7 separate regions of the Mus musculus genome follow, and regions 2, 3, 4, 5, 6 and 7 are each linked to region 1. The links are chromatin loops, found by intact Hi-C in ENCODE. Cell type or tissue: left cerebral cortex. All regions are shown on one strand.

Region 1 (4,000 bases):
CTCTTCTTTATTTAATCCAACCATTTTGATTATCCGCTCTTTTTCTTTGTCCCATTCGGTCTCCTGGCTGCTGCTCCTGGTTCCCCTCTCTTCCCCCCCCCCCCACATGGTTCAGCTCAGGATCACATCTACACTGGCCTCCCCCAGGTGTCTCTGCCTCTGGGTCTGCTCTCCCACATATCTATGATAAACTTTCTCCTCTGCCATACTTAGAAGCTATGTCATTGAAGCTTCCTCCTTATTTATATAAGGAAGGAAAATAATATTCTAAATACCAGTGATAAGCATATGTATTGTTGCCAAATATTTGATCACTGTGTGAACCCGATATTGTGTTGCTTACTGGAAAAACCTGATTCTATTTGTGGTGTGGCTCACCCATTGTGGTGTTTATAAAGGATAAGGAGAGAAGGGATGTGTTTTGGCGGATGTGCAGTCGGGTGCGGGCCCATGCCGAGGCATCCCTTTCCCCCTGAGGGACCAGCCACATGATGGTGAAGTGTAGAATAGAGCTTATTCAGGGCGTGAGGAGGGGAGATGAGAGGATAGTAGAGATAGAGAAGGGCAGAGAGAGAATAGAGAAGTAGAGTCCGACCATGAGCATGTGGAGAGAGAGGAGGGAGGGGAATGGAGAGAAGATACAGAGCAAGAGGACAGAGTGAGAGCAAGAGAGCAAGAGAGAGAGGAAGGGGCAAGCAGCTCCTTCTATAGTGAGTCAGGCACACCTGGCTGTTGCCAGGGAACTGTGGGGCAGAGCCTAGACTAAATGCCAACACTCATAACACGCAACCTTTAATCCCTCTGGCTGGAATACAGACGCACCCTTAGTACATACCTTTAATCCCAAACAATGAAGGTAAAGTTAGTTTGTATAAAGAAGCACCTGTGTTTGATGTCTAATTGGGTGGCAGACAAAGGGATGAATCAGAGAAAGATTTGACAGAATAGAATATGCCCAACTCTCACAAGGGCAGAGAGGAAAGGGAAGCTACTTTGGGGAGCAGAGCAAAAAGGGAGAGGAGGCAGTTTTGTGGGGAGAGTTTTACAGAGACAGGTTGCAGAGAGAGAACAAGCTAGACACAGGTGAACACAGAACAAGTCAGAGAAGGAGAAGGAGCCAGAAGATTAGAATAGATTGCCAGATTTAGTATGAGGCCAAGCAGAGCAAAACGTCAGAGGCAGAGAGAGAAGCCAGATTGAATCAGGCAGCTTGGAGTCGAAGCAGCCTGCCAGACCTCAGAAAGCATGAGCTTATTCAGCAGTAAGTTCCAGAAGCTGAAAGCATTCTAAGCCTGGGTTAGATTATATGTAGGCCAGAAGCTTCCAGGCAGGGCTAGGCCCATAGTAGCAGATTGGGGCAGTAAGCCACAAAGAGAACAATTAGATCAGGCGAATAAAAGATACTTTTACAGTGTATATTCTTGAGGACATTTACTGGTCATTTAGAGTTGTGTCCATTTACTTATACTAATTATTGAGCGTTTCTGTTAAATGTATCTCCAAATTTTACCAAGTTCTACTTTCAAGATTCCAACATGAGTGGGTGGAGAGATGGCTCAGCAGTAAAGAGTACTGGTTGCTCATCAACAAGACTCAATTCCCAGCATGTACATGGCAGCTCCTAACTGTAACTCCAGTTCCAGGGGATCCGATACCCTCACACAGACATACAGGCGGGCAAAACACGACTCAGTGCTTTGCCTACGTGACTGCAGTGAAGCAGGCATGAGAGAAGGCATGTTCTCCCTTCCTCCACTAACCGTATGCAGCCTTGTTAATGAACACTTGTGCAGTCCCTGAGGCAGCCAGCGATGGGGAGAGGGCCAAGGGGAGGTAGTGCCACTCCCATGCAGGGGGAATGGAGAAGTTACAACGTTCTGCTTGGCTGTTAATGAACCAGGTCCCTAGCAACCCTCAAACCACATATGCCCTGCCCTGCCACCTGTATAGGGCCTGGGTCAGAGCTTATTGAAAATAAGCAGGCGCCCTCGTTCCACGGGCGTAAAAAAAGCAAGACCAAATGTAAGTCCGTGCGGTATAATTCGCTCTGTCATTTGTTTTTGCAGAGGGAATGCTGAGTGGGAAGGAGAGCTAAGTTAATTAGCCACAGACACAGAAAACCGCCACATGAAAAGGAGGGAGGGCAAGAGAGGACCGAGCATTAACCATGCTCCCGAGTGCGGTTGGAGCTAATGTCACAAGCAAAGAAAAGCACGCAAATGCAGTGTGCTGTTCCTGGCTTTCTTTTTAACTTGGAGTTTTTTAATAATGCGTCATGAAGGTGTGTGGGGAGGGAGAACACAAATGCAGTGCCCATGGAAGCCAGAAGAGGGCGCCACAGTCTCGAGCAGTCCAAGCAGAGCTACCAACCTTTGTAAAACCTGTAGACAGGTTTACTGAGAGGGCTGTCAGCCTTGGCTAACAAGATGAAAGGTAATAATCATGACAGGATGCCCAGTGAGATGCTTTAACGTATATGTGGCATGCTTATACTAATTGTTGGTTTTTAACCTGAAATTCAAATTTGGTCATATAAGCTTGTACAGGGCTTTCTTTTATCCTGGATCATGTAGAAAACAGACTATTTTCAAAATAACAGGTGCGCTAGCTAATTTTATGTCAATTTAACACTAGCTAGGGCCATCGGAGAGGAGGGAGCCTCAAATGAAAAAACTGCCTACCTAAGATGGGGCTGTGGGCAAGGCTGTAGGGCATTTTCTTAATTAGTGATTAATGGGGAAGGTCCAGTCCATTGTGGGCGGTGCCGTCCCGGAGCAGGTGGTCCTGGGTGCTGTAAGAAAGCAGCTGGGCAAGCCATAAGGAACAAGCTGGTAAGATGCCACTCCTCTGTGGCCTTTACATCAGCTCTGGGCTCCAGGTTGCTGCTCTGCTTTAGTTTTTTGTCCTGACTTCCTTCGACGATGGACAGTCATGGACCTGTAAACTAAATAAATCCTTTTCTTCCGGAGTTGCTTGTGGTCATGGTGTTTCATCACAGCAATAGTAACCCTAAGACATGTTGCAAAAAACCTAACAAGTCTATATTTCATGTGATGATGGGCATTGGGAGCTTCAAGCCTTCGTGTTATTTTTCACAGGCAGATAGAAAAAACTTATTTTTTCTTTGTCCTCTTAAATGAGATTAGGTGTTGAAAACTCCCTTCACCCATGCAGCTTTCACGCTGTTTCCGGACTTTCCAGCTCAAAGCTGCACTAGACCCTGGTGGTCGGTAGATGGCGCAACGGGTCAATGTTCCAGCCGAAGGCTCTTATGGTCGCTGTCAGGGAAGAAAGGAGGCGCGCGTTTGCCGCAGAGCCTTGCATTATTGATCTCTGCTGCCGCAGAGGTGGGAGGAGCCCCGCCGCCATCTCGCCCAGACTCCTGCAGTAGCGCTAGGATGGTTGCTGCAAGAGGCTTTTCCATCCCTACAAAAAGTCCTTGGCTGGGTAGGGAACGTGCATTGCTCCTTCGCAAACATTCGGCTTTTTCATTCCATAGCAAGATCAGATTTCTCTGTGATGAGAATCATTACACACTGCGTTCTGAACAGCGGCTGTAGCCTTTGAAATATTTAAATCATTTAAATCCACATTTGTTTTAAAGTACTACCAAGTAGTGATACATAATATACCAGCAGCAGAAAGACAATGAGATAGTGGAGCTGGGGCGGGGCGGGGGTCCATCTCTCCTTTTGGTTTTCCAATCACAAAACATGCTTATATAGATAAACGGAAGTACTCTTCACATAAAATGGTCTCGTTGTGTCGATTTAAACACAGCCAAGTGTTCACCAATCATTGTCACCGGAAATTTGCACAATTGGACAGTCAGAAATGCTCTGACAGTCAACCGTGGGTGGGGCCTCCACGTGATCTCTGCGGTTGGAGCCTCGCCCTTCTGACCAGTAGAGGGCGACCAATCGATTAAATGGGAATCTCAGACAATGCAAACACATTTCAGAGTAAACAGCGAATGTGTTAACGCAGCAGTCCTTTTATT
Region 2 (4,000 bases), 460 kb after region 1:
GCAGTTGGTTTGCAAAGGGACCTTAACAGTGCATTTTGTTAGCCAAGGCCTGCCTCACTCGAATCTCTAGGAAAGTTAGGACAAAGTGGATCCCCAATTGGAGCACATTGAGACATGCCTCTAGACAGAGAGAAGATCCTAGTGAGTTCTAGAAAATTCGTTTTTTCCTAGTTCTTGGCGCTTCTTCCTGGGTTCTTCCTTTTCCTCTCCTTTCCCTGTCACAGATGGCAGAGGACGTGGGCGGGGCCGGGTGCCTGCTGAGTGCCAGTCACAGCACAGGTGTGCTGGATTTCTTACCTATGAAACGCTGGGAACTAAACTTTGGTAAGGCAGATGTTGGGTTTAGTTCTCAACATTTCCAGGTTAGTTTAAAAGGCTTCTGAAATTCTACTTCTCCTTACCTAATGATACTTTTTCTGGTCAGAACAGCAATGTGTGGGTAGTTTCCTCCAAATGAAATATGCCCAGACGGTGAAAAGGGGCTATTTCCTTTACCCAATGAGAAGTCCCTATTGTGGGATTTTTGATATATTTACTTCCAGTGGGCTTTTTAAAAAATCCTTTGCATATATACGTAATATAAAATAGGTTGCAGTGCTTTTAAGTGTACTTCCAGCATTGTTTTAAAATGCTCACTTGGGCTAGTGAGATGGCTCAGTGACTAAGGGCACTTGCTGCCGAGACAGATGCACCACATAATGGAAGGATAGCCATTGTGCAAATTGTCCTCTGGCTTCTACAATGTGCACTGTGGCACCCAAACACACACACACACACACACACACACAGATTAAAAAAGAAATGCAAAAAAAAAAATCAATGACACATTTTATGTAATGATGGATGCAAAAATAAAACCTTGCACATACTTAGGGTATAAGATAATGAATACTTTTGTATATACTCTTGGTAAGAGCAGAATTGGATGCACTTCTGGAAGGCAGTTTCACTATTCATCAAAAGGGGATTCATACCCTTTGGCCAGCAGCCTTACTTTTAGTAATGTATCCAATAGAAACATCAAAGAAGCAAAAATATATACAAACAGCATGTTATTAAAACACTGGGGGCAGGAGGGCAGGAGGGCAGGAGGACAGGAGGGCAGGAGAGATGGCTCAGGAGCTCACGAGAGTACTCTGCCCTTCCAGTTAACCTGTGTTCAATTCCCACTACCCATGTCAGGCAGCTCCTAGCTGCCTACATCTCTAGCTCCAGGGAGATCTGATGCCTCTGGCTTCTTGGGGCACCTGCCCTCAAAGTCCACAAACCCACATACTGGCTCACATGTTATTTATTAAAAAACAAAAACAAAAAACTACTTTGTGCTGGCTGGAGAGATGGCTCAGAGATTAAGAATAATTTCTGCTCAATCAGGAATATCAGAGATTGGATCCCAGTACCCAACCAAGTAACTCTAGCTCCAAAGGATCTGATGCTCTCTCTCTCTCTCTCTCTCTCTGTATGATATGCACAAATAAATAATATTTTTAAAACACTGTATGAAAATAAGCAAGCTACTGCCAATTAATACTGGGCAGGAGCAGTAGCGATGATCTCTGATCTGAGAGTTAACTTGAGGATGGTGTGGAATGATGGACTGGACAGAGGCTGAAGAGAGCCACAGTGCCTGCTCAGCTTTAGGTCTCTGATAAACAGCCCATCCATTACAGGGTGGTCAGCTCCGAAGGTAACAGTGCTGTGGGGTTGACTTGACATTTTCCATTTGTAATGAATGCATGGAGTCATAGCTCAACACAGGCTGAAGAGCACCTGCATGCCATGGCTTATTTATACAGTGGTCTACTGGCTCCGTATTGTGTGGCATAAACACAGTGTATACGTTCTGACATAAAAAGGATTAAGGGGGTGGGGACAAGATACAGTGTTGATCCCTTATGTGTTTACTAGAAAGGAAATTACCTGTGTTAATATACACCTTTAAAAGTCCTGAAGGATTGTACTAACATGAGAGGAAGCCGGGAATTAAGAAGGATCAAGGAAGAACTTACTTTTCCTTGTAATATTAATAGACATGCGTTAATTTTTTATAACATTATTTCTATGATTAAAATATAAATAAAAGTGGAAAGGAACAAACATGTCTAAAACCTGAGCTTGCCTTAGCTCACACTGCGTACCCTTGACCCTTGCTCCTGAGAGTCCTAATCAGAGGGATCAGGGTGGCCCAGTGCTTGTGGGGGTTTGTGCTAGGTACTGTGGCCCTGGAATATTAATGAAGTGCCCAGCAGGGCATCAAGGACTCCTCCCAGGAGGTTGCTGTGAGGACTAAATGAGATAATGCACTAAAGGCTCTAGCAAAGAGGCTGGCTGACAGCAAGCCCCAGCGCGAGCAGTTCTTAGCTTTGCTGCTATTTGGAAATGGATCCCGCAGCCCAGCCCTGTGGAGGAAGCCTTCACTTGCAGATCCCTCTTTGCTGGCACGGATTTTAGACATTCAGGACAGGTATACAAATGCTTAGTTTCATGTCAGAACTATAACTGCACTTAATTGCCAACAAAAGCACTTCAGAAGAGCTCTTCACCTGACAGAGGCTGTGCAGTGGAACCAGGGCCACGTGGTTCTTCTGCTCGGCTTTGGAAGAGCAGTGCTTCCTTGCCTGTTAATGAGTATATAAATAAATAATGATCACCATGTAAATGGTGTTTCTTCACGCTTTGCAAGTTAAAGCAAAAGTAACGTTACTGGTCATCCTTTTCATGTTAAAAAAAAAATCCAAAGTAGATGAAAACAAGAAATGTTTTCCTCACTAAAGCTCCAGGAGAAGTCGTTCTCTGTTGTCTGAGAACCTTTCAACTGAAGGTCAACAGATGAAGTCTGAGCCCTTATGTTATATACAACTTTTGCTTCCTTTATTAAGGTGGCAGAATATGATAACATGATAGGTACATGCTCCCATGGACACAGGCACACATACATATACACACACCTCACACACATGTACGCACACACACATGCACACACACGCACACACACAGAGATAGTCCGTGTGACTGTATGCTAAAATGCATTTACAATTAAAGCAGGGAACACTACACCAGATGGAAGAAACGACAGAGGAAGGCGTTGCCTTGCTGGAGCCACAGCTGCTTCCAGCTGTGGGAGTTCATCTAACAGTTTATGTTGGCCATTTTGCTTTCTGGCTAAACTGATCACATTTCATCGTGATGTTTTTTGACAACTTGAAAATCAGATTTTTATTTCCTCCCTCATAAGCTCTTTTACTACCATCTTAATAAGGAAGAAAAATGCTGACGGTTTTTCCTGATACACAGAAAACCTCATTTAGGGCTTGGTTTACAATTCCAAGTGGTCAGAGCCCAGTGACATGAAGACTGTCTGTACTGGAGCCAAGCGGCTCACGAGACTGACAAACAACAGGCGGTGCTGGGCGCTCATTTAGCACGGTACAAGATTTCCATCGGCTGTTCTCATGTTGTGCTCAGCACCCACCGCCTCGGAGCGGAGGAGTTACTCGCTAGCAAGTCATTTGTCTGTCACATCACCCACCTTCCATCTCCTACAGAGAAAACTCTCCTGATGGAATTTTAGGCTCAGGAGACAAGCCGGTGGGAAGCTATTTTTGAGTAGCAATTCTCAAGTAGGTGGCTCCTGATTTATATGCCTCGCCTTCTCACACACTGACTAGTGTGGGTTTGTGTTGAAAAACAGACACCTACAGACACACAGATTTCTCTCTGTCTCTGTTTATCTTGCACTGCATAAGGGAACTGTCTCATTTTTATCTTTGCTCACTATGTGCCTGGGAGTAGAGGTTCTATAAATATTTGTTGAATGAATGAAAAGAAGGCTCTACCTTCTGGGGAAAGGAGAAACCTCTCTGTAATCATTGGTAGAGTCTTGGTGACATCAAGTCTTTGAAAGCCATCTTTAATTGTGTAGCAGGGAAAGAAAGAAGGAAGGAAAATGAACTTGTAAATAAAACATGCCCATTCATTTATCAATTTATTTAGTAAAACA
Region 3 (4,000 bases), 70 kb after region 1:
TTCTGCTGGTCCCAGTTACTCCCGGTGTTGGGGCAGATGTGTCCTCCTCACCTCTAATCCCATCCAGTACTATATCTCATGGCAAATATGTACAAGCAGTGACTCCAGTGCCCATCATCCACTGAATGGACTGTCAGAGACAAACAAAGCTTGCCATTAGAGTGGTGAAGATATACATTGGTAATTGATTGACTATAGATAGGTGAAAGACTATAGCCTGAGCTGACTTCAGCCTCAATCTGCAGAGGAGACTAGGAATTTTAAAGGGAGAATGGATGGGGATCAGCGGGAAGGAAAACAGAGACAAAGTAGATAAGAGATTTTCATAATCTATCATCTATAATGAAAGCCATTATAAAATTATTCAAAAACTATAAAATTATGTTTTAATATTGCTTGTGTATGCATGTATTCTGATATATACACATATGTGTGTATATGCATGTGTGGGAGCCAAAGTTGGGCATATTGGGGGTCCTTTTCAATTGTTTACCACCTTGGTTTTAGAGACAGGGTCTCTCATTGAACATAGGCATCCCCCTGTCTCAGTTCTCATGATGTCATTCTTCCAGCCTTCCTGCCCCCAGTGATGAATCTCATATAGGTGTATGTTGCCAGGCCTGCTTTAGAGTTTATGTGTGTGCTTGGGATTGGACACAGGTCCATTTGCTTTTTAAAATAGTCTTATAAGAGGAGCCTGGTCTACTCGATATTTACTGCCACTTGGCTCTTTCTTCCCACAACGATGGAGATGCAGGGGTCCTGTCTTCAGGTACCGACTGCGACAAGCATTAAGTTCTTTTAATAGCTTTGAATGTTCTAGTCAGCTTGTTTGGGAAGCCTGGGGCCGTTCATGGGGGGTGCAGCTTTTGAACTTTAGAAACTGTGTTAGTGTTTGTCCAAGTCTTTGTAGGTCAAGGTTGAGGGCTTGTCAAGAAGAGAGCCCGGAGGAGCCAGCCTGGAGTTGAGCCAAGAATCGAGTCTTTGTCAGAACAACAGTCGCTGCCGAATAGGAAGGAGTAAAGTATCCATGTAATGTATGTTTTATTTCTGACAGGTAACTTTTCATCACGCCGTGAGCTTGTGTGAGCAGTGGTGGTATGGGCTGGTTGTCCCTGAGAGCCATGGCTTTGAGCAAATGCCTAAGCCTTGTTCAAAGTATGAGGAAAGCCCAGGGGACAGGAAGTTTGTCACACACAGCTTAAAGCTACAGGAAGGCACACAGCACCTCCATTTTGAAACTTAGTTTAAAAGGCTGTTTCAAGCCCCAGCCCAGTGATCACAGCATCCACATATCAAGACTGTGTTGGCTTTAAACGTCTCTAAATTTATTCTATTATCTATGCTCTCATGCCCCAGACCTCAGACTCCTGTTCCCATCACAAATCTGTGAGGTCACAGGCCAGGAGCTGTGATTTCAGCCTTTCTCCAGTAGAATTCTCCCAGCTCCTGACAAAGTCAGAGGTCACTCTCTGCCCCCATTTTTCCTTGGGAATGAATACCATCGACAGAGCTAACTCGGCCTGGAGAGCAGACCCTGGAATATTAGGTGTGGGTGAGGCTGAGATCAGAGCTATAGAACAGGAAGAAACCTACACTAGCCACCTGCTGTTATGTGGAAGAGGTAGGGTCACGGAGAGGATTTTGTTTTCAAAGGCAACATACAGCCTCATATGGGAAAAGGGATGGCAGCCCAAGGAAGAAGCCATAATGAACTAGGGTGAACAGGCACTCTATTCCCCTATGGAGAATAGCCTTCCCAATAGCTCTCTGGGATGGCCCTGATCTTCTATCTTCCAGTGCCATGATGATTCATATCCCCCACACGCACACACCCACGCGCACATTCACGCACATATACACATGCACAATCACACTAAGAGAAGTTGATGACTATGATATCTTTGAGCCAAGCAGGAGAGCCTTTAAAAATCAAAGCCAGTGACAGGTTTGAAGGAAGGGGCAGGGGAGGCAATGTGTCGAGTATCACCTCCAAGAGTGAGTGGTGCAGATGAGGAGAACTCTTCAGACCTGGATCCCGGACTTCTCTACCAGGGAAAACAATGGGAAAGTGCCTCCTTTGTTCCTTTGGAATTCGATCAGGATTCCCATTTCATTGTGTAGTCTTTGCCAAATGCAAATTCTAAGATACCCACTAGAGGTCGCTGTTCGTTACAATCAAACCCGGCTCCCCCGTTGGGCGGGGAAGCCCGAGCCGCGTGGTCTTCACTGCAAAGCAATCTGCAGACTTCAGTGAAAGAAAATCAGCTCCCTCACTCCCCAGGGTAGGTTCGTGCTGCCTGCAAGGACATTGCTTTTCATCACAGAAGTCAAAAGAAGATACAGCAAATCATCAAAGAATGTTTTCAACACCCCCCACCCCCGCACAGTTTGACTTTTCAACGGGTTCCAATGCCTCCCCCACTGCCCTATTGTATCATTTCTTCCCAGACGACCATCAAACAATCAGACCCGAGTAGAAGCCAAGCTGAAATACTAACTATATGTTTGTTGATCGCCACTACTACCCCACACCACTGGGGCTTATTTCTTTCTCTGCTGGGCTATACCCAGAGTATAAAATAACCAAGAAACACGAGGAGACAGCAGCAGTAAAGACCCTTAGTACCTGCAGCTTCTCTCAATGGTTAGAGCTCTGAAGGTGAAGAACGAGAGTGTAGTCAAAGCTGTTATCAATGTACCAGGGCACTGCCCGGCTGCCTCCTAGTCTATCCGAGTAGGCCCTGAGAAGCTGACCACTCTCCAGTAGAAGGCCACATGTGCAAGCATATTTGGGCAGCACAAATTGGTTATCAGAGATTTTTAAGAAACAAAAACAAAACAAGACAAAACACGCACAAAGTTGGGTGGACGGAAAAGAGAATGGACCAGAGAAAAGTTGGGCAAGTGAGGTAAATAAAATCAAAACATGTCCAAAAAAACTAATGAACATTTTAAAAATGAAGTTATCTATCTTTATAAAATTACACAAGAATTAAGTAAGTGCATAGCACTTTGCATAGCATTGTAGTAGGCACTTTATATTTTTAAATTTTATTTCTACTCAAGTTGGCCTGGACAGGGGAGAGACTGGATATAGGGAGCAGTCAGGGACTATTTTCCCGCTGCCCCTCAAAACCGGAATGGACCTGAGCAACACGCACAAGACAGGCAGAAGGAAGGATGGCCAAGTGTGCAGCTCCTAGAAGAGCTTTGAAACAGCACCACTGGTCTGAGCCCAGAGCTCTCTGGACCACACTCCATCTTTCTCTCCACTTAAGACTGCAGTGCTGTGTTAATGTCCTCTCGGAATACAAGTGGGATGGCTTCCAAACCACTTGGATGCCTGTATTGGCATCACATTGGTGTCAATGGCCTGTGAAAGCCAGTTCCGAAGGCTCGGGTGAGCAAGGGGGCTGCTTCTAGACCAGTGGCTCTCAACCTCCCTAATGTGGGACCCTTTAGTACTCATGCTGCGGTGACCCCCAACTGAAAGATTATTTTTGTCACTACTTCACAACTATAATTTTGCTACTTTTATGCATTGTAATGTAAATATTTGTGTTTTCTGATGGTCTTCGGTGACCCCGGTGAAAGTGTTGTTTGACCCCCCGGGCTGAGAACCATCATTTAGACTATCCTGAGACAATGAGGCCCAGGCTTTCTTCAGTGTGGTGTTCTCTAGCATTCAAGGCTCAGGATGGCCTGTTTGCACCCTCTTGTGAGGTCCTGTGTATGTGAGAGAAACCAACTTAAGTAGAAACCTGTGACTCCAGGCCTTGTCTCACAGGGAGACATCTCTTGACACTGGCACAAAGCCCCTCAGAGTACAGGCAACCTCCCTGATGCCAGATAGCATTCTGACTGAATGGAGCTCAGATTATTCTGTGCCTGCCAAGACGTACACCTATGCTGCCTCCCAGCCCCCATGGTAGCAGGTGTCACAGAAATAAGTGGATAAATGAGCTACAGGGACACGTAAGCCGAAGGTTTTTAACAG
Region 4 (4,000 bases), 790 kb after region 1:
TCAGGAAAGATCTTTCTGCTATGTGATCCTATGTGCCTTTATTTCATGCTAAGGAACCACAAAATGTTTCCCACTGGACCATGTTCAAGAGATATACAGACTTAGGAGTGAACAAATGTGACTGAGTTCCAGGGACCCTAGGAAGCCATATTTCTTCAGTCCCCAAGGCCCAAGGTTGGTCTATGGGGCATTTCTCGACTCTATCCAGGTTCTCTGCTCATTTAGAACTTGCTGTCTGACATAGTTCTTTCTTGTCTTCTGAATAGTTTTCCTTGAGATTCCCATTCTTCCCACAGTCATACCAAAGTAGCCAATATCCAAAGTTAGTTCTGGCCATGCAGTAGGCAATAAGCGAGCTTCCAAAATTAGTTCCAACCATGCCATGAATGTTAAGTGAGTCCTGATAATTCTGAATTCACTCTGGGCAATAGGTGGTGCTGTTGTATGGTTCTTTAAGCTAAGATTTAAGTTTGGGGAAATTCTGTGTGTTGTGTAGTAAATCAAATCTCCCTATTCAGAAATGTGAAAAGCGCTCTCGGAAAGATAAACGAGAACATTTATGTTCCTCAATTAGTGGAACAAAATTAAGCTTTGGATCTTCTTGCCCATGTTGTGAGCTCATGTGTAGGTTTAGTAAAATACAATGTTATATCTAATTTCTCCTTGAGTTTTACTACTATCCAAAGAGCGGTGAAGCTGAGTGTGGCGGCATGAATTTATAATCCCAGCACTCAGAAGGCTGAGGTGGGTGGTTCTCTATGAATTTGAGGCAAGCCTGGTTTATGCGGCAAGTTCCAGGTCAGCCAAGGCCACATAGTGAGAGCCCTTGTATTAAAATAAAGTACTAAAAAGGGCAGCTGAGGATCTGGGTACAGATCAGCTGCAACTGCATGTGTGCTAAGTGGATAAGATCCTGGGTTCAGTTACAGCAACAGCAACAACAACAACAACAATAATAATAATAATGTCAAAATAGCTGATGGTGTTGTTGGTAAATGATACCTTAAGGAAACTTCTCAGAGAGGTGTCATGTCTGTGGTAGCAGGGGCAGCTCGGCTGGTTTGCAGACATACAGAATGGTGGTGGCAAGCCTGGCCATCTTCAGACTTTCTTGTTACGAATAGCTAAACGTGTCTAACAGTGCAATGAATTGAGAACCTGTTTGCACCAAGCAATTAATCAGTTGACAGGAAAGCTTCTCTGTGTTTAAGGTTTCAGTCAGTCTTTCCAATTTTGAGAAGCTGTTAAAAGGGCCGGGGGTAGCTTTCTCTTGGGGGAACCCAACCTAACTTCCCCTGATCACATTTACCAAGTAACAGAGAAATGTTCACAGTTTACACAGGGATTGGCGAAAAGCACTTCCAATGTAACATTTTGCTCTATGAAAATGTCTGAAGTGCAGCAGGATTGATTTCAATAGAATCGTGGGCAGAGTAAGACACATTCGGGCTCTACCATTAAAACACCCGTGTGACCAAGAAAAAGCCGCTTTCCTCTTGGGCCTATTTGTAAAACCAAGTGGATGGCCACCCAGAAATGGAAGTGCTAGAAAAAAAATCAGTTTATTGTAGAGTTAGTAATAGTTCAGAGTGCGGTGGCTACAGACCCAGGCAATGCTAGGAAAGTTTGCTGCAGTTAGAAAACAGTGCGATTAATTTCGAACTGGACAGCAACCCTCAGTGATTAAAATAGCGCCCATGAGACAGCTGATGAGCCCGAAGTGCCAAGTCACAGAACGTGCAGGGAGCGAATGTGAGAGTCGAGCTGGGAAGGGCAGGTCCCCTGAAGGAGGCTCGCGCCCCAGCCTGGGAGGGGTGCAGCCTCAGCTCTCACCAGCCCCAGGAAGGCGGCATACAGGACCACGGTGGAGAACCAGCGCAGCACGCTCTTGGCGCGGACACTCCGCCGGAAGGCCACCGCCTTCTGGTCATTCTGCGCTGTGGTCTCGGTCTGGAGGAGGCGCTGCCCAGCAGCCGCGGCCCCGAAACCCCGGAACTCCACTTCCAGCTCCAGCTTGGCGACTCCAGGCTACTGGGTTTGCCACTGCCGAGCTTTTCGGCAAACTCTCTGGAGCTCTGAACTCAACGTCCTTCTAGATCCGGTAGGTTCCGCCTAGTGCCACCTTGCCCCAGGAACCTTTCTGATATTAGGTCAAGGAAAGTTGGACTTCGAACATGCCTGTGTTGCAAGAGGAAGACGTTCAAGCCCCATCTTGCACAAGCCAGTGTGAGCACGTGATACTAAAGAAGGATCCACCCAGTGAGGGCGGGGTCTCCTGCTGGAAGCGAAACGTGGTTACCCGGGAGACCTCTTGTTGCTCAGAACCTCAGACATCAGCTGACTGATGGGTGCCGCGTGGCGGAGAAATTTGGAAGTGCAGCTTCGAAAGAGAAGAAATGTGGCAGGCAGACCTTTAATTACAGCATTTGGGAGGTCGACGTAGAAAGATCCTGTCTGAAAAATAAAGCAAAAAAGTGCGAAGCTTGTAGGTGCCTGCGTCTCTCTAACCTCACTAGCATGTTCTGCTAAGGAACTGTAAAAGCGCCTACCAGAACCACTTGGAGCCATCTAGCATAATCAGGACTACCTGCTCTGCCCTGCCCTGCCCTGCCCTGCCTTGTCCTGCCCTGGAACTCTCCAGCAGGTCCAGGGAACGGAAAGAGACGCAAAGCCCAGCATATGCACAGTGAACTAAGTTAGAGCAGATAGCAACCGGTAGTTATTACAGAACAGCAAAGTAGCGCTTCCTTCTCTCGCTGTGGCCAAGATGGCAGAGACCAGTCGAATGCAGTACTAAATGGAGTGCAGCTGGATGCAGATGAAGGCCACAGAAAAAGTAAAAGTACCACCGCCCAATTTCTGGTCAGGAACAAGGAGTCCACGTTCCAAATTCTAGAAGCGGTGCAAGACCTGGAGTGGACTATGTAGAAACAGTGAAAACATTTTGAGGTGCTCTACTTACGAGCTCCCCAACCCAAGACATTTTACTTTCAAGGCTAACAGATCTTGACCTTGGTCAACTCCTTCTAAAACCTCTAGATCAAAAACCAGCTCCTTGTGTAATGGGCCCGATGAAAGACCTCTTGATTGTCTGGATTTTAGAAAGACTTCAGAATTAAGTAATCCTTGTAGATGGCAGTCTGGACAGACGTGAAGGCGCTTTTCTCAGGAATGGACAGATGTTCAGAAATAAATTCGCTATGAGAAGAGGAAGTAGGAGCTGGGCGCGGTGACTCACGCCTCTAATCCCAGCATTTGGGAGGCAGAGGCAGGTGGATTTCTGAGTTCGAGGCCAGCCTGGTCTACAAAGTGAGTTTCAGGACAGCCAGGGCTACACAGAGAAACCCTGTCTCAAAAAACAAACAAACAAACAAACAAACAAACAAGAGAGAGAGAGAGAGAGAGAAGAGGAATTGGGGTAGTGCATTGTCATGACCTGTGTCGTTTTGATCAGCTGTTGCTGCTTCTAATCCACATGACATCAGCTGTGGCATTTCAAATATGGATCCAGCCATTGGAGGAACTTCAGAGGACAGGACTATCATAGATGCAACTTCATTAATGGATTTAAAGGAACACAACTCTAAAAGGGATGGGGGAATGGATGAGGGTAAACTGGGAGGATCACATATTCAATTTCTTGGTATTCTTGCTGCTTATACAGTTTCATATTAGTGTGCTGGTAACAGCTGAAAAACACTGGGCTGCCAGCAACCTCAGCTCTCAGCATGTCTCAACAACTGCAAATATTTCAAACTTCAGAAAGCAAGGAGATAACAGAGGAATCTGTATGAAGAAATGGAGGCTGAGAACTGTGTTCTGGTGCCCGTCTCAGTGGCCAGGGTAGACACCATGACCAAAAGCATCATGGAGGAGGGCATATTTCACTCACACTTTACAGCTCATGCCTGAGGGAAACTGAGGCAGGAACCTGGATCAGAAACTGGAACACCCATGGCCCATGGAATGCTGCTTACTGTCTTGCTTTCTATTGGTTACC
Region 5 (4,000 bases), 57 kb after region 1:
AGATACCACAACCAAGGCAACTCTTACCAGGATACTTAATTGGGGCTGGCTTACAGGTTCAGAGGTTCAGTCCATTATCATCAAGGTGGGAGAATGGCAGTGACCAGGCAGGCATGGTGCAGGAGGAGTTGAGAGTTCTACATCTTCATCTGGAGGCTGCTAGGAAAATTCTGGCTTCCAGGCAGCTAGGAGGAGGGTCTTAAAGCCCACACCCACAGTGACACACCTATTCCAACAAGGCTACACCTCCTAATAGTGCCACTTCCTAGGTCAACATATACAAACCATCACAGGTAATGATGCCAAAGTGTACTGGCATTATTATAAATGCTTTATATACCTGAACTCATTACAACTGCCAAAGGAGTACTGGACTATACCCAGATTGCAGCTTTAAAAAAAAAAATGAGTCCCAAAGATATTAAGTAACTTGTTAAATGGTGCCTAGATAGTATGTGGTAGAGCCTCTACTGTCTGTCTCCAGAGCTTGTGTCTTGCTGCTTAGGGGAAATGTTAGGATGGGATCTACAAGGGCAATTCCCAAGAGATACCTGTGGCTGAATTTACCTGCGAAGTTATCTAGTCCTAGAGAAAGATTTTGGATTACTGGATTATTATGAGCCCTCTCAAAGGAAACGCTCTCCACTATTAACAAATAGTTTCCCTAGGCTAAAATATGGCTGTCCAGCAAGGATGCTACTCAGATGGTATATAAGGGTTCTCTAGAGGAACAAAGCTTATAGAACAAATATATATTTATTATTTTTATATTATATATAAGGGAGATTTATTAGAATGGTTTACAGCCTGTGGTCCAGCTAGTCCAACAATGGCCATCTTACACTGATATGTAAGGTCCAAGATTTAGTAGTTGTCCAGTCCATGAGGCTTGGATGTCTCAGCTGGTCTTTAGTATACGCCAGAATCCTGAAGAAGTATGCTGTAATGCCAGGGAAGGAATGGACTTGCCAGAGAGTGTGAAAGCATGTAAGCAAACAGAGCAAGCTTTCTTCTTCCATGTCCTTTGTATAGACTACCAGCAGAAGCTGTGGTCCTGAGTAAAGTACATCTTCTCACCCCAAAGATCTGCATCAGAAAAGGGTCTTCTAACAAACAAGTCTCTCACAGGTGTGCCCAGTCATTTAAGTTTTAATTAATTCCAGATGCAGTCAAGTTGACAACCAAAATCTGCCATCACAGTTGTTAACAAAAATAAATTACAACCAAATGTCCTTGCCAAATTTCTAGGCATGAGCCAGTTTGTCGACATGGAAACTTGACTGAAAGAGAAGCTGAGTCCTTAAGAGAAAGCACATGTGACATTGTAGAAAGTGCACACCGTCACTGGGGCAAAGGTGGCTACCCAGTCACAGCTGCCAGTCTTTGAACTAACTGCATCATCAAAGCATCATCATTAGCCTCTTGTTAGAGCAAGGGAACAAGAACTGCAGCTAATAATGAAGGTGATCTGTGTTATACCAGTGTCACTCAGAGGGGAGCCATTGAATCAATGGATATTAAATTGACTTCAGATGTAAACTAGGCACCTATAGGTGCAAACTGGCTTCTTGGGCAGTAGCCATGGGCATAGAGAAGCCCCCGAAACTGTACCTCATACTTAAGTCCAAGGCCAAGGGTACTAAGACAGGAAACAAACTCAGTGGAGATTTAGGAGCTTTCTCATCATAATCAGCTGTAGGTGGTCAGTGTGGTCCAGGAAGAGCTAAGGCATCCATCTGCCTCAAAGTAAAAGACGCATTATTGCACCCTGTACATCCCACTCACAAGGAAAGCTTGCAGTGTCTTGTTCCAATGACTCCTACCCAAGGCACACTCAAATTTCTCACCACTCACGGAGTGAGGAGTCAGCAGGTAGTGGGCATTAACAATATTCCTGAGAGCCACTAACACTGAGAAACAACTGAAAATAATTTAAGTTTAATACACTACCTAACCCAAATTCCTCCCTAACTCATCTTCCCACAGCAGGCTCCCCTCAAAGCTCCAGAATCCTTTAACACAAGAGGAAACTAGAGTACAAAAAAAATAATATTTTTATTCTATTCAAATGAACACATCACTAAGGTCTCTCCTAGATCCTGGGGGGAAGGGTCTGTACAAGTGAGAGGCTCATTAAGTAAGGGCCATTAGCTTCTAGAGCGATTGGCCCATGGCTGGGAGCCCAGAGAATGAACTTGGAGGGGCACTGGAGGAGCGAGCTGGGCAGGAAAGCCTGCGCGTTAATGCTCTCCAACCAGACCTCTTTTCCTCCCCTCTATAAATATTTTCACCCTGTGACAGTCGCCAAGGGCTTTTGTTTGTCTGTTTTTATCAAACCAGGTTCCACCAAATACTCTTGTAATGAAGAACAGCTGGTGAAGTGCTGGCGCTGAGCCGGGCCAGCTCTTCATTGTCATTCACAAAGATAGAAACTGAGAGCTGACTCCTGAACAGCCGCGCTGGGTGGGGATTGGAACTCTCTGGACATCCTCGACCCTGTCTATGAGCCAGCGGGAGCGTGCGTGCCCCTTCATTTTTCTCCATCTGCGGATCGATGCTCTTTACTAAGCAGAGATGCTGGGTGAACGGCATTATTGAACTGCAAAAAAATGTTAGTATTATTGCTTTTCCTCTTTGATCTCGAGGGGCAAGATAAATTTATGATATCTTAATTGTTTCCATGGCAGCAAATCATATTGTCCCAAACAGAGAACTGGATGACTTCATGGCTGGATTGAGAAAAAGGAGAAATCAGATTGGGAGTGAGAATTCTGCTCAAGCATAAATATCTTCAACGGCAGCGGAGGGAATAGAGTAAATTGCAGTCAGGCAAAATTGCTTTTGGTTTAACTGTTCTCGCAAGTTCACCCCGTGAAAAGCCCCTTCTCCAGGCTTGTAATTTGTGTAATGATGCCTCCTTGCCTAGATGCACAGAAGGCTAATGGGGAGACTCCTCAGGCTTGGGAATGTCTCAGCAATGCTAATTCCAATTGTTTTGCAGCAATATCTGCATATCTGCTGTAAGCTGTTTTGTTTTCCAAACACATGACTCTGTGTGTGTGTTTGTGTGTGTCTTTATTTCCTAAAAGGGTTTTATCTCCCCCACCTTTTTTTTTTTTTAATCAACCAACTTCCAGACAAAAATTATTCTTTTATCATCTGAGGAAAAAAAAAATCTGTCAAGAACTGTCTCTCTGCCACTGGAGTATCTACTTAGCCTTATTAGGTCGCTTTTGACTTCATTCTCACAGTTCCAGACTGTAGTATTAGTTCTTGTCTATTGTCTGAGCAACAGCAAACTTCTTTTCTAATTTTGAGCCCCTTAAAATTTATCTCAGTTCAGCCACATACAACAGTGACTTAGGATTTTCAAGCCCTCTTTCCTCTCTACCACGCCACCTCCACCCCCACCCCTGTCCCAGTCTTTATATGCAAACATTTCCAGAGCCTTGTACCAGTGACAATCTTCTTCTTCTTCTTCTTCTTCTTCTTCTTCTTCTTCTTCTTCTTCTTCTTCTTCTTCTTCTTCTTCTTCTTCTTCTTCTTCTCCTCCTCCTCCTCCTCCTCCTCCTCCTCCTCCTCCTCCTCCTCCTTCTTCTTCTCTCTCTCTCCCCCTTCTCCCTCCCTCTCTCTCTTGTGGTTTTTTTTTTAAGATTTATTTCATTTATATGAGTACACTGTAGCTGCCTTCAGACACACCAGAACTTGTTTGTACTCTGTACGACTCCACTAGAAATTGCATAGTGATAGTCGGCTATGTCAACTCTAGTAGATTATACCACTGCTATTTACTTGGATACTAATCTAAGTGTTTCTTTGAAGGTTAATGTGTAGACCTGTTAAACTTGGGAAGGGAGAAAGGCCATTGAAGGTGAAGGCTTACAACAATAATTTTGGGCGGAGTTCATCCGGTCAGACCCCGCCTGGGTTTCCAGCTTGCTATCTGCCCAACAGATTTGCACTGTTAGGTTCCTATCATTAAAATAACCACAACAACTGT
Region 6 (4,000 bases), 350 kb after region 1:
GGTTTGGTTTGGTGTTCAAAACAGGGTTTCTCTGTGTAGTCTTGGCTGACCTGGAACTCACTCTGTAGACAAGGCTTGTGTCCAACCCAGAGGTCCTCCTGTCTCTGCCTCCCCAGTGCTTGAGATTAAAGGCATGTGCCACCACCACCCAGCTGGGGAAAAAAAAAGTTTGTATTACCCAGACATGTGATAAAAGTAGTTTCAAGAGTCTTATCTTTGAGTAAGAAGTACAGCTGTGGAATGCAGGAAGAATCCAGTATCCCTGGCTGGCCAGACAGCTCAAGGCTGGCTGCTCTTGGCAAAGCCACTTCCTGCCTCCATCTGATCTCCAAAGTATCTGGACTTCCAGCACCTGAAGCCGCAGCCCTGTGAGGGACTTGAGGATTAAAGACGGGATGGAAGAACAGAGTCTGTTACAAAAACTTAGAAGCCATTCTCAACCAGTGTCGGATTAAATCACGGGTTTGGGTCAGACAATAAGACAGTATCTTACCAGGTACGAGTGAATTAAAAAGCTGAACTGTAAGAACAGTTTAAAGAACTGCAGCTTTATAGGCTGGAGAGACAGCTCAGCAGCTCAGGCCAGGGAACCTACTACAGTTCCCAGCAGCTCAGGCCTGGGAATCTAGTCCAGACCCCAGCAGTCAGTCCTAGGAACCTTGTCTAGTCCGCAGAAAGCTGAGTGTGGCAGGCAGCACTACTTGTAACCCATTCCTGGGAAAGCAGACAGACAGGAGGAGTCACTGCTCACCCAGTCTCGCTAAATGAGCTAGCTGCAGGTTCAGTGAGAGTGAGAGTCCCTTTCTCAAAAACAAAGAAGAGAATAACTGAGAAAGATGCCCATGTAGTCCTCTGGCCTCTGTAGACATGCAAACACACTGGCAAGAATACCTGAACAGCATGCATCACACACACACACACACACACACACACACACACACACACACACACACACACACACACACACACAGGCACAGATTTTCAAATGCTGATTAACTACAGTAGCTCAAGTCAAGAATAAGGGTCCTGGGCTGGAGAGACGGCTCAACCGTTAAAGGCTAGGCTCACAACCAAAAATATAAGTGTAAGGGTCCTGTTAGAGATCCCGCTCCAAACCAACACTGTGTGCAGGACTGTGGAGGTGAATGGGTGCTGCCAGTGAATTAAATAGTTTTTGCTTGTTTATTTACCTAACAGCTTGTAGTAGATATTTTGAGTCTAGGACCAGTGAGAATAGAGTGTGAGAAAAATGCCACAAGATGTGACATTTGCCTTATAATGTGTGACTGTTTGTCATTTGTGTGTCACTCTTGTGAGGGGGAAAAATGGCCCAGAAACGTTAAGTCCAGAGTGGTGCTATCTTTCTTCTGAACAACTGTTACATTCTAATGTGTGTAAACTTATTTAGATGGCTACACCAAAACAAGACAGCTGATACTAACTTAAATTGGAAATTGCCTCATTAGTGAGTCAATTCATGATTACTCAGTCACCTGAGTAAGACTGGGCTTGTCCCCGATTGCAGCAAGATCCCCCAACATCCTGACATCACCTGAAATTGGTGCTCGCTCTTTTTCACTTTGATTTAACTAGAAGTAACTTGATGAAGGTTAGCATGCGTTAGGAGACAAGCCTGGGCTGCCAGCTCTTCATTCTTCTTCACTGTCTGGAGCGGTTCCCAGGCTGGGAGCAGTGAAGGTTGGTTGCTGTGAAGAGCCAGTGGGTGATCTTTATGTTTTTCAATGATGAAATGTCTCCATCTAGTGGAATTTCAGAGCAGTAAACACTCACTATTAAAATGAAGGTAAAGCCTTTTTCTTAAACACATGGTGGTCAGTATAACTTCCAATATGCATTTAGATGCTAGACTTACAACTACATATATTTCTGTGGGGCTAGAAATGGGAACAGTGCTGACTTAAAATGTTAACTTGGTTTTCTCCTTGGGGGTGGGGATGGGCTCCTGGCCTTGTGTGCACTAGGCAGGCACGCGGCCACAAAGCATCTACGTCATGAGATGTACAAGGCAGAGGCACACATGCACACATGCACGAATGGTAGCTAAGAGAGATGTTCACTTGACAAAGGACATGGCTCTCCTTGGGGGAGTTTTGTCTATGTAAATTCTTTGATGTGTATAAATATTTCAAATAAGAATATGGACACAATGTGATTATAATTAAACAGTTTTCTGGGTAAGAGAACTACAGTATCACTCTCATGGTTGATCTGTTAGTTTAATAAGGTTAAAAAGGAAAGATGCTAGGAGTTTCTTTGTTTGTTTGTTGTCTCACTATGTAGCCCTGACTGTCCTGGATCCCACTTTGTAGACCAGGCTGGCTTTGAACTCATTGAGATTCACCTGGCTCTATTTCCAAGTGCTTGGACTAAATGTGTGCTCTAACACCCCTAACCAAGAAATAGGTTTTATAATCCCTCAAAATTAGAGAGATAGCTCAGGAGTTAAGAGTGTGCTGCCAGCACCCACATCAATAAGCTCATAACCATCTGTAGCTCCAGCAGGATAGAGGTCTCTGGTATCCAAGGGCACCTCCACTCCTCTGCACATTACTGCATAGAGAGGCACACATGCCTACACATAATTTTTTAATATAATTTTTTAAAACTTATATTAGCACTTTGGGTGTGTGTGTGTGTATGTGTGTGTTTTCTACTGTTATTTATCTCATAGCCACACCCACTTGGATGAGTTCCCATTTTATTCTTTTATTCTGTGACTTTCTAAAGCCCCACCAGATGTCACTGGTCCTTGGTACCCCTGCTCAGAAGTTTTTTCTGTAGGGAACCTGAAGGAGGGAGGACTCTGGCTTAACAGGAGGCCAGGGTGTCTACCTAATGTTGACCTGGGGAAGGTCTTCCCAGCCCAAAATCAGTACGTTTTCTTCCCTGACTGAGCATCAACAGAGCCCAGCCAAAGACAATTTTAAAAAAAAGAAAAAGAAAAGAAAGGCCTGAGGTTTCTCTTGTTACCTTCACAGACTAAAAAAAGAAGAAAAGGAGGTGATGTGTCTGTAATGGTCAGAGGCTGAGGCGCCTAATATGGTGACCGGCAGGCCTGTTTCCCTGGCCCTCATAGATAGAGAGGCTTTCATTTGGTGCAAGTCACAGCTAAACTCCACGCACATGATCATTGGCCCACCCACTGTTAATGGGAGGAAGCTCACATGCCATAAACCTTCATGAATCCAAGCGTATGGATAATAGTTCTATATATAGTGACTGTAAACTGAGAGTCGGAAGTGCCCTTCCTGATTCACACTCTGAGAATTTTGCTGCAGTGGCTCAGAGATCTCTTCTGCCCTCCAGCTACACAACTGCCTGGCCTCCATCTGAATCTGGGGGTGGGGGTGGGGGGAGCTATGAATGTTTAATAGAGTAACATCCTGTTGAGAGTGTCTGAGGAAATCCTGTTATGTGGTGTTCTTATACTACCTGCAGAAGGTCATGTCTTCTTCCTACTTCGTCAAGAGCAAGCTTGATAGGTCCACTAAGCATACATCCAACCCTCACTGGGCCTCCTACTGCTTCTCCAAAGTAAACTGAGGCTGGTGTGTGTACTCCACACACACACACACACACACACACACACACACACCCCTCATTCAAGATTGCCTCCTACCCAGAAAGATGCTCCTCCCCGAGCCCTAAGTGGGAAAGTTTCCGTTTCAGGATCTCCTGATGATGCCCTTGAACTCCTCAACCTCCTACTGGGATTTCCACCCTTAGCTTATGTGGGGCCGGGTATTGAACCTAGAGCCTCGTGCACGTAAGAAAAGCACTCTGACTTCAGCGCGTGGTGCTTTGGATTTCTTAGGGCCCGTGTTGAAAGTTTGCAGAAGGGGGCACAAGGCTACAGAAAAGGCATAGGGTCGGCCTGCAGAATTCCCAGCTGGATGGTGCGTTCAATTCATGTCCCTTCTTTTCCTTTGCAGGGAAGGAGACTGGTGGGAAGCCCGCTCCTTGACAACCGGGGAAACTG
Region 7 (4,000 bases), 560 kb after region 1:
CCCCCCAACATGTGATTTAGTAAGTGACAAAATATTAAAATTAACAAAAAAATATCCTAAGTGCTACAGGACATGCAGCAAGACCACCAATCTACAAATTTAGGATATTTTTTGTTAATTTTAATATTTTGTCACTTACTAAATCACATGTTGGGGGGATGGAAAATGGAAACATATTCTTAGCAACCCCACCAGCCAGCCCTGTATATCTCAAGCAGTATAAAATTGAGACTATTATATTATATTTTGATGAAGTCTATGCGTAATTTTTAAATTATATTGTTTCTAACTGATGGACATCATGGAAATCACTGGTGTTGTCCATCTGACATTCTGACTGTATAAAATGTTTATTTGTACCAAAGAACACACGGTAAGTGCATACATACACTGCTGATGAACAAAAGGCTTGTGTGTGGAAGTCATATTTTAAAGTCTCTTCTATAGTCTTCTAATACTTAAGTCAATTTGTAAAAAATTCTCTGTACTATAGCTGTTAGTAGGTTACATCCTAGTCTTGCCACTTCTTATGATGCTCTTGAGGCAAATTTACTGTATTGATTAGTCTCAAATCACCCTAAGCATAAATTCATATTAACATTTGTTAGTATGGAACGCTGCGTTCTGCAATGTGTCCCTTTAAGCCTTTTGATTTTATGTGAAAATCCACAATTGACTGTGAACAAGGAGCTCTCACCCCACTCCAGATACAAGGCAATATAACAAGCAGTAAAATGCACCTGTATAATTTTTTAAGTGGGACAGAATGAACTCTACTTTGGATGGATAATGACTGTCAAGTGTCCTAATTTCAGTGGCAAATTTCAAAGCTGAAAACTGTAGTTTCTGCTTCCTATTACTTTAATCTTTTTGTTGGGGCGGAATTGGGGGGGGGGGCGGCGGCGACGACTCACCTGTGAAAAACGAGGCCTAAAAAAATCAAATTATTTGTCCGAGGTCACGCCCAGTATTAGTGACCAAGCCAGACAAAATCCATAGGTTCTAATTTAACATCCTCACCAGCAGCATCTGTTGCCCCCGCACCCCCCAATCCCTAACTGTGCCACTTCATCTCCTTTCTAGCTCCAAATAAAGTTGGTTTTTATTTTATGTCTTACCCCACCCCCTTTTTCTTCTGTGTCAACCCGTAGTAAAATCTTGCACTAAGAGTGAATGAAAACACGCCGACTTTTAGGAGCCTTTCCCTTTTGCCAACATTTTCTCTGAAAGGCTCTCGGGGCTCTCCGAGCAGCCGCGAGAGGAGTGGAGGGAGGGAGGTGAGTGGAGCAAACAAGTCTTTCCGTGTTCTCGCTCGTGCCGCGTGTGTGTGTGGGGTGTGTGTGTGTAGCCTGCGCGGGGGAACCCACAGTGGTTGTCCTAGTGCGAGAGGGGCAGGCGGTGGGGGAGTGGGGGGGTGGAGAAAACCACGACGGTGGGAAATCCCTGTGCTGTCGGTGTATCTGCCCAGCTTGGGCAAAGCTGGGCAGGGCCGCGCGTGAATAAATCTCCTTAAGTGGCCGGGCGCAGTCACTGCAGCACCGCAGAAGAGGAGGCGGGCGAGGCGGGGCGCGAGGCTCGCCCGGAGCTGGGGGGAGGGGAGGGCGGAGGAGGGAGCGAGCGCCAGGGCGGCCCTTTTATAGGCCGAGGCCCGCGCGCCCCCGCCCCTCGAGCTGGCCCGGGCTCCAGCTCCGCCGCCGCGTTACCTGAGAAGGGCCGGCACGTCCAACGCTCCGCCCGCCCGCTCGCTCGCCCGCCCGGCCCGCCCTCCCTCCTTCCCACCCTCCCGCTCGGCCAGGGCCGCCCGAGGTCTGTGCCGCGCCTCCCTTCTCCCGCTGGCGGCTTCCCTTACCTTGTGAAAACAAAACAAAACAAAAAATATCCTCTCCGCGGCAGCCCCCGCCTCTTCCGTAAGATGTGACATGGCGGTCGGCGAGGGGAACTCGGGAAGCCGCCAAAACCCTGCGCCCCTCTGAGCCTATCCATGCTATCGGCGCTCCCCGGGCCCCGCCGCAGTGACCCGGCCCACAGGCCGAATCATCGATTCCTCGGCGCGCGGCCCGGCTTCCCGCCAGCTTCTTCCCCAGCCGCGCGCTCCGAGCGGGGGAGAACCCCCTCCTCGTCCCCTCCCACCCCGGGCGCGCGCCCGCCCGCCTCCTCCCCCCCCCCCGTCGCCGCTCGCGCGCGCGCACACACACACCCCTCCTCCCCTCCCCCAGTGGTTGCGTCCGTGACATCATCATCATGGCAACAAGAGCTGCAGCCTGGGACCGAGGAGCCCGTGTGATTCCCGGCGGCGGCGGCCGTGGCGGCAGCAGCAGCGGTACCACCCGACCCGACGAACGCGCGAGGGCTTCTCTCCCGCTGCCTCTCGCCCGGAGCGTCTGAGGAGGCGGCGGCAGCACACAGCCTCCGCAGCCTCCGCGCGCCGCCGCCGCTGCCGCTCGTCCCGGCGTCCGTGCGAGGGGCGGGGGGGAAAAGCCGAACCGAGGAGGAAGGGGAGGAGGCGCCTCTGCGGAGCCCGCCGCCGCCGCTGCTGCCAGGTCGCTGAGTGGAGGGGAGGCGGTGGCGGTGGCGGCGGCGGCGAACATGTTTTCTGTGCGGATAGTGACTGCCGACTACTACATGGCCAGCCCGCTGCCGGGGCTGGATACCTGCCAATCCCCGCTCACCCAGCTCCCTGTCAAGAAGGTGCCGGTGGTACGAGTCTTCGGGGCGACCCCGGCAGGTAAGCGGGAGCGGGCGGGAGCGGGAGCGCGGGCGCCGGGTCGTCGGGGCTGCCCTCCCTCCGCGCACTCGCGCGCACGCCGCCGCCGGCGGCCCTCTACAGGGTCGCTGCGGAGTCTGCCCTGTTCTCGGCTTTGCTCGCCTTCTCTCTCGCGCGCGTGACAGGAGGCGCAAAAGAAAAAAAAATGTGGGCTCGCGTGAGCGCTGCGCCCCCCTCCGCGGCAGAGAGGCGGCGGGCGCCCGGTCTCTCCTTTGCGAGCGGCGAGCAGGCTGGAGCCCCTGCCTCGGTGGGTCGGGTGGCTGCGCCTCGTCCCCAAGGACGAGTTCGCGGGTCCTTAGAGGTCGGTCCCCGGCGGAGACCCCGGCCACTCGCTACGTGTCCCTAGTGCCCCGTTCGAGAAAAGGCTTTGAGGGCAGAGGCGAAGTGTCAGGCGTGTTGTCCGTCGCTCCCGGTTGCCTCTGTTCACCCTCGCTCTCCTCTGCCCCTGCCGGAGATGCTGTGGCTGTAGAAAGTGGCGCCCGGGGCCAGATAATTTTTCTCATTGAAGTGACCATGTGGCTCTTCTGTGAGTGCAGGTCGTGACTGCTTAGAGTTTAATGCCTCGACAGGGACAGAGCGGCATCCTCAGGTGCAATGCTTTCAGGAAATGTGCATCCATGGAAATAGGAACTACGTGTTTGTGTCGCCCAACATAAAATACTACACCTAATGGGGGTGGATTCGTTAGGAAACACAGCCAAGCTCAGCAGCATAGGCATTTTAAAATTCCTCTAGGCTGGGTTGCAGGGTTGCATTTTAAAAATAGATTAAAAAAAAAAAAGCCATTTTGAAGAAATGGTGGGGGGGGGAAATGACAAGCTATGTTCTGGAACACTCTTTGGGTTTATAATATAAATAGGTTAGGGGCCAGATATACAAGGTTTTGCGTTTTTATCTTTCAGTTTTGCGTCTTTTTACATGCTTTAAACTGTTAAGATGAAATGGTAAAGCCGTATTCTGGAAGACGATTCTTACCAAGGTATAGCCCTATGGGGTTTCAGACGGCATTTCCCACTTGATGCTCTTTGCCTTCGTCGCCATTCATCTTTATTACTACAGTCAGCTTCTGTGGACTACCAAGACAATACCATTTCCCAAAATACAGACACTCGTTCTAAGCTACTACCTTTTAATGTGAATTCTCTTTGTTAACAATGCCAATGACATAAATAAGGCTGGGTAAAAGACTCCTTTTTCAAGTAGAGTTTGATGCTGTGAACCTTGGAAGATCGAGAA

What was found. Peaks named below come from ENCODE experiments on the same cell type or tissue, not always from the same donor. Only the 100,000 strongest peaks of a DNase experiment are listed, where the experiment ranks them.
Region 2: a loop joins it to region 1, with 2.1 times the contacts of the local background. A loop is called at or near these places in 3 of 42 quality-filtered maps.
Region 3: a loop joins it to region 1, with 6 times the contacts of the local background. A loop is called at or near these places in 18 of 42 quality-filtered maps.
Region 4: a loop joins it to region 1, with 12 times the contacts of the local background. A loop is called at or near these places in 4 of 42 quality-filtered maps.
Region 5: it touches region 1 in a loop (2.4-fold over the local background); 18 of 42 quality-filtered maps call a loop at or near these places.
Region 6: it touches region 1 in a loop (8-fold over the local background); 41 of 42 quality-filtered maps call a loop at or near these places.
Region 7: a loop joins it to region 1, with 5 times the contacts of the local background. A loop is called at or near these places in 13 of 42 quality-filtered maps.

The regions. Positions count from the first base shown.
Region 1 is chr10:39,168,045-39,172,044 of GRCm38, forward strand. It overlaps a transcript of Ccn6 not described here. Among named protein-coding and RNA genes, the nearest start is that of Ccn6, 6.3 kb to the left of the region's middle. In left cerebral cortex, CTCF peaks have their summits at 2,333 (motif pointing right), 3,234 (motif pointing right) and 3,899 (motif pointing right); DNase peaks (open chromatin) are centred at 2,325, 3,280 and 3,863; H3K4me3 peaks cover 785 bases; H3K27ac peaks cover 744 bases.
Region 2 is chr10:39,626,783-39,630,782 of GRCm38, forward strand. The region is part of intron 2 of Traf3ip2 (TRAF3 interacting protein 2); the gene reads left to right. The region is part of intron 2 of E130307A14Rik (RIKEN cDNA E130307A14 gene); the gene reads right to left. Among named protein-coding and RNA genes, the nearest start is that of Gm16364, 15 kb to the left of the region's middle. In left cerebral cortex, no CTCF peak of the experiment used is centred here; DNase peaks (open chromatin) are centred at 2,443 and 3,584.
Region 3 is chr10:39,237,868-39,241,867 of GRCm38, forward strand. No RefSeq gene overlaps it. Among named protein-coding and RNA genes, the nearest start is that of Gm31562, 4.9 kb to the right of the region's middle. In left cerebral cortex, a CTCF peak has its summit at 2,160 (motif pointing right); DNase peaks (open chromatin) are centred at 1,877 and 2,166.
Region 4 is chr10:39,958,037-39,962,036 of GRCm38, forward strand. It overlaps the pseudogene Mfsd4b3-ps and a transcript of Mfsd4b5 not described here. Among named protein-coding and RNA genes, the nearest start is that of Mfsd4b5, 27 kb to the right of the region's middle. In left cerebral cortex, CTCF peaks have their summits at 437 and 2,357; DNase peaks (open chromatin) are centred at 476 and 2,288; H3K4me3 peaks cover 896 bases; H3K27ac peaks cover 564 bases.
Region 5 is chr10:39,225,408-39,229,407 of GRCm38, forward strand. No RefSeq gene overlaps it. Among named protein-coding and RNA genes, the nearest start is that of Gm31562, 17 kb to the right of the region's middle. In left cerebral cortex, no CTCF peak of the experiment used is centred here; DNase peaks (open chromatin) are centred at 2,200 and 2,348; H3K4me3 peaks cover 520 bases.
Region 6 is chr10:39,518,801-39,522,800 of GRCm38, forward strand. It overlaps Fyn (Fyn proto-oncogene), which reads left to right. Exons shown (of 14, transcript NM_001122893.1): 6 at 3,954-4,000. Among named protein-coding and RNA genes, the nearest start is that of Gm40627, 70 kb to the right of the region's middle. In left cerebral cortex, a CTCF peak has its summit at 1,768 (motif pointing left); a DNase peak (open chromatin) is centred at 1,683.
Region 7 is chr10:39,729,889-39,733,888 of GRCm38, forward strand. It overlaps Rev3l (REV3 like, DNA directed polymerase zeta catalytic subunit), which reads left to right and starts at 2,272. Exons shown (of 32, transcript NM_011264.3): 1 at 2,272-2,725. The coding sequence starts at 2,587. E130307A14Rik (RIKEN cDNA E130307A14 gene) reads right to left here and starts at 2,119. Exons shown (of 3, transcript NR_038037.1): 1 at 1,850-2,119. In left cerebral cortex, CTCF peaks have their summits at 1,504 and 3,215; DNase peaks (open chromatin) are centred at 1,287, 1,659, 2,018, 2,199 and 3 more places; H3K4me3 peaks cover 3,415 bases; H3K27ac peaks cover 3,139 bases.